Linked DNA regions of Homo sapiens: region 2 is linked to region 1. A link is an interaction called in ENCODE POLR2A ChIA-PET data of the cell type or tissue named here. Cell type or tissue: GM12878. All regions are shown on one strand.

Region 1 (2,500 bases):
TCACTAACGGGAGAAGTGAGGAATGACACTAAGACTCAATAGATAGGCTGGGTGTTGTGGCTCACGCCTATAATATCCCAGCACTTTGGGAGGCCAAGGTGGGCGGATCACCTGAGGTCAGGAGTTCGAGACCAGCCTGGCCAACATGATGAAACCCTGTCTCTACTAAAAATATAAAAATTAGCCAGGCGTGGTGGAGGGTGCCTATAATCCCAGCTACTCAGGAGGCTGAGGAAGGAGAATTGCTTGAACCCAGAGGCAGAGGCTGCAGTGAGCCGACATCATGCCACTGCACTCAAAAAAAAAAAAAAAAAAAGAAAAGAATCCATAGGTAATAGGGCCATATGTACTATTCCAGAGCTTTTTAGCTTTAGAAAACCTAGATGGGCCACATGTCTGAGCAGCGTAAGAAGACCAGAGTACCTAGTGGATACCCAGATTCCATTCTGCAATTCCATGATTGCTTTTTTTTTTACCCTATTAGAAAATGTGTTGAATCATTATACAAAAAGGTTTGCTAGGCAGTCTCTGCTTAGACTTTCCTATAAACGTGCATCAGAGCAAATACAAAAGAGGTGTTCAAAAATGATGGAGGTCACTACAGAGCAATGGGTGTTTAAAATTATTTTTGGTAGGTTGCTTTCAATAGGTCGGTTGTCCTAAAATTGACTCTCTGCTCCCCGGTTCCCAGTTGAATTCAAGTCCACTCAAAAAGTATGTCAAAATTAGGATTAGAATTTGATTAGGATCATAGCTGGGCATAGTGGCTCATGCCTGTAATCCGCACTTTGGGAGGCTGAGGCGGGCGGATCACCTGAGGCCAGAAGTTTCAGACCAGTCTGGCCAACATAGTGCAACTAAAAATACAAAAATACAAAAATTAGCCAGGTGTTCTTATACATTTGGTTTGGGATTACATGCTTGTAATCCCAGCTACTTGGGAGGCTGGGGCATGAGAATTGCTTGAACCTGGGAGTTGGAGGTTGAGCCACTGCCGACTCTGCCTCAAAAAAACAAAAACAAAAACAAAAAAGATCTGATTGGGATCAGATCAGAAATTAGCTGATTTCTCTTACAATCACATCTCTACTAATGGGCTGCATGAACTGGCCCTAATGTGCTACATTTGGATATCTGTGAACCTTTCCAGAGAATGGAACTGCTAAGAAGTTTGCAACTGCTTTTTAACATATTTTAACCTTCTTTTACTTTTCAACTAATTGTGTTAACACTACCATAATTTCACCAAAGGATTAGAAACTCTCTATCTATCCCAATTAAAATATAGTCCAGGGCCGGGCACGGTGGCTCACGCCTGTAATCCCAGCACTTTGGGAGGCCAAGGTGGGTGGATCACCTGAGCCAGGAGTTTGAGACCAGCCTGGCCAACATAGTGAAACCCCATCTCTACTAAAAATACAAAAATTAGCCAGGCATGGTGACATGTGCCTGTAATCCCAGCTACTATGCGGGGCTGAGGCAGGAGGATCACTTGAAACTGGGAGGCGGAGAATGCAGTGAGCCGAGATCGTGCCACTGCACTCCAGCCTGGGCAACAGAGCGGGATTCTGTCTCAAAAAAAAAATTCAAAGTTAGCAGGGCATGGTAGTGTGTGCCTGTAATCCCAGCTACCCAGGAAGCTAAGGTAGGAGGACCACCTGAGCCTAGGAGTTTGAGGCTGTTGTGTTGTGTGCTATGATCACACCACTGCACTCCAGTCTGGGCAACAGAGTGAGGCCCTGTCTCTTAAAATAAATAAATATATATATATACTACATTACAAAAGAGTATCACTTAACTATTTCTTTGATTTTAATGACTAGCAAGTTCTTCTTTTTTTTTTTTTTTTTGAGACAGAGTCTTGCTCTGTCACCGAGGCTGGAGTGCAGTGGTGCAATCTCAGCTCACTGCAAGCTCCGCCTCCCGGGCTCATGCCATTCTCCTGCCTCAGCCTCCTGAGTAGCTGGGACTATAGGCGCCTGCCACCATGCCCACCTAATTTTTTTATTTTTAGTAGAGACAGGGTTTCACCGTGTTAGTCAGGATGGTCTTGATCTCCTGACCTCGTGATCTGCCTGCCTCAGCCTCCCAAAGTTCTGGGATTACAGGCGTGAGCCACCGTGCCTAACCAATGACTAGCAAGTTCTTTAACCCAATATAAATGAAATAAAAACCTTAATCAAGAAGTTACCACTTAGACATACACACAAATATCTATATGACGATTACATTCATCTAAGTTGCAATTATGACTAAGTCATCCATTAAAACAAAGAATCTACCCAAGTTTTACTAAACAGAGAATAATGTATTTTCTTCCAACTGCCCAAGAGTTTGGTTAAATGTGAGTTATACGAGTTAACAGGCAAAGCTAAATGTCTATCCTTAAGAATAACTATAAATAAAGATTACCAGTAGATAGCAATATGGATTACAATGGAATAAGCCATTGTATTCACTAAGTCTACTTCTATAGACTCAAAAAGAGGTACAATAAATG
Region 2 (2,500 bases), 140 kb after region 1:
TTCAACAAAAATATGATTTAACCTCTCTTTTCAGGTAGATGTGGAAACAATCTCATCAACATATAACGCATCATGTGAACTCTTCAGAGGCAACTTGGGAAGGTGCTTAAAATAAATCATTCTTAAATCTGTGCATCAATGTTTTCTTTTTCTTTCTTTCTTTTTTTTTTTTTTTTTTTAGAGACAGAGTCTCACCCTGTCACCCAGGCTGGAGTGCAGTGGTGCGATCTCGACTCACTGCAACCTCTGCCTCCCGGGTTCAAACAATTCTCCTGCCTCAGCCTCTCGAGTAGCTGGGATTACAGGCGTGCGGACCACGCCCAGCTAATTTTTGTATTTTTAGTAGAGATGGGGTTTCGCCATGTTGGCCAGGCTGTTCTCGAACTCCTGACCGCGTGATCCACCCGCCTCGGCCTCCCAAAGTGCTGGGATTACAGGCGTGAGCCACCGCACCCGGCTCCATCAATGTTTTCTTAAAGGAAATTATGCTATCTTTTTTGAAAAACCAGATCCCTTTCTAGAAAAGCAATGTAAACTCTGCAGATAGAGCCCAACAGTAATATTTTCTGACCAAGACAACCAAATATTAAAATTAAGGTGCACTACTTGTCTAATAAAACCAGTTAAAGAAATCTGCATCTTAAACATCTCGGTAATTACTGAAGGTCCTGTGGTATCAAAATATTACCTAGGCATTATTTACTAAGAATTGATGCTTGTAATTAGCTGGGTGTGGTGGGGTGCGCCTGTACTCCCAGCTACTTGGGAGGCTGAGGCAGGAGAATCGCTTGAACCCAGGAGGCGGAGGTTGCAGTGAGCTCAGATTGCGCCACTGCACTCTAGCCTGGAGATAGAGCAAGACTCCGTCTCTTTTTTTTTTTAAAAAAAAAAAAAAAAAAAAAAAAGAATTGATGCTTGTTTTACTAAAGAGCAATGCATAGCATGACTCTAAAAAAATTAGCATGACAGAAAATAGCTTGATTTGTATACCATATTGACCCATCCACAAAAGCCTATTTATATCTCAATTTGAAGTGATAAAAATCAACACCCAAAACAGAAGCCTGAAATTTGCCATGGGTATAAGGACCGGGTTTCTCCAGAAATCCAACAGCCACTTCCACACCAACACAATATTGCTTCATTTGAAATGACTTATTAGCCATCTACTGGACTACAAATGCTTTGTCATCTCCCAAATTATTAGATCCTAACTAGCTTTTGTTCTTCATCTACCTAATCAAGTTATTTACCTGCTCTATGATTTCAGGTTCCTTATTTGTCAAATAAATAGCTGGGCAGAATAACCTAAGATTTCTCCCAGTTTCAATACACTAAGATTTTTAACTCAACAACTTAACTCAATATTCTCCTGTCTTGCTTCAGAAATATATGTATATTAAAAGGATAGATTTAGCGAAAAAGTTTCTATCTTTCCAGTGCTTTAGTAATCCCTTGGCTTGTCCTTTAATTTGGCTCCAAAGATAAAAGTTCAAACACTGACCCACTGAATATTTTATTAGGCATGTAGTGCAAGTGTCCTGGTCAAAAAACCAAAAATACTGCCTAACTACTGCTATAAAGGATTTTTCAGGTAAGATAATCTTTTCAAAATCAAAACAAAAAATTACAGAAGCACAGACAAATAACATGGAAGTTTCTAAACCAGGTACCACTTAATAAGCTAGGATTCATCTAGTTCTGCAGCCAAATCCTGAAATGACTCAAAAATAATATGCGATGTAAGATTTTCTTTAGTTTGGTAATGCCCATGCCTAGATAGAGAATTAAAAATCCAAAAAGTTACGAGTTCTAAGAAAACCTGAGAAGCTTGGACAAAGTTTTTATCGTGACATTAGACAAATTAAGTTTTTTTCACTGTATTATCAGTTCCAAGATAATAAAGTATCAGAAAATTCCAGGTGATAAAAGGAAAACACACATCACATGCTAAGAAGTCTCAGAAGTGAAATAATTAAAACTAACAAAATTAATTCATAAAGTGCTCAACAAGTAATTGGGTCCAGTCTTAAAAAAGTAAGGTAACCGGTTAAGGAAAACAAAATTGTTAAAAAGCACCTATTCAAATATAAAACTATAATGGAAGAATAAAATTCCAGCATCAGTATCAATAAGCATCGATAGTACAAGAAAGAAATGTGTCTACCTGTAAATTTCTGCCTGTAAACCAAAAGGAATCGGACATAAGTTTTTTTGTTGTTGTTGTTTTTGTTTGTTTTTGAGACGGAGTCTCGCTCTGTCACCACGCTGCAGTGCGATGGTGCGATCTCCGCTCACTGCAACCTCCACCTGCTGGGTTCAAGATATTCTCCTGCCTCAGCCTCCCGAGTAGTTGGAATTACAGGCGCGCGCCACCATACCCGGCTAATTTTTGTATTTTTAGTAGAGTCGGGGTTTCCCCATGTTGGTCAGGCTGGTCTCGAACTCCTAACCCCGTGATCCACCCGCCTTGGCCTCCCAAAGTGCTGGGATTACAGGC

The links. Peaks named below come from ENCODE experiments on the same cell type or tissue, not always from the same donor. Only the 100,000 strongest peaks of a DNase experiment are listed, where the experiment ranks them.
Region 2: POLR2A ChIA-PET joins it to region 1 with 10 read pairs; 3 of 35 experiments call an interaction of 5 or more read pairs at or near these places.

What each region holds. Positions count from the first base shown.
Region 1 is chr12:897,833-900,332 of GRCh38, reverse strand. The region is part of intron 25 of WNK1 (WNK lysine deficient protein kinase 1); the gene reads right to left. Among named protein-coding and RNA genes, the nearest start is that of RAD52, 51 kb to the left of the region's middle. In GM12878, no CTCF peak of the experiment used is centred here; no DNase peak of the experiment used is centred here.
Region 2 is chr12:755,715-758,214 of GRCh38, reverse strand. All of the region lies in intron 1 of WNK1 (WNK lysine deficient protein kinase 1), which reads right to left. Among named protein-coding and RNA genes, the nearest start is that of WNK1, 4.4 kb to the right of the region's middle. In GM12878, no CTCF peak of the experiment used is centred here; no DNase peak of the experiment used is centred here; H3K4me3 peaks cover 2,500 bases; H3K27ac peaks cover 410 bases.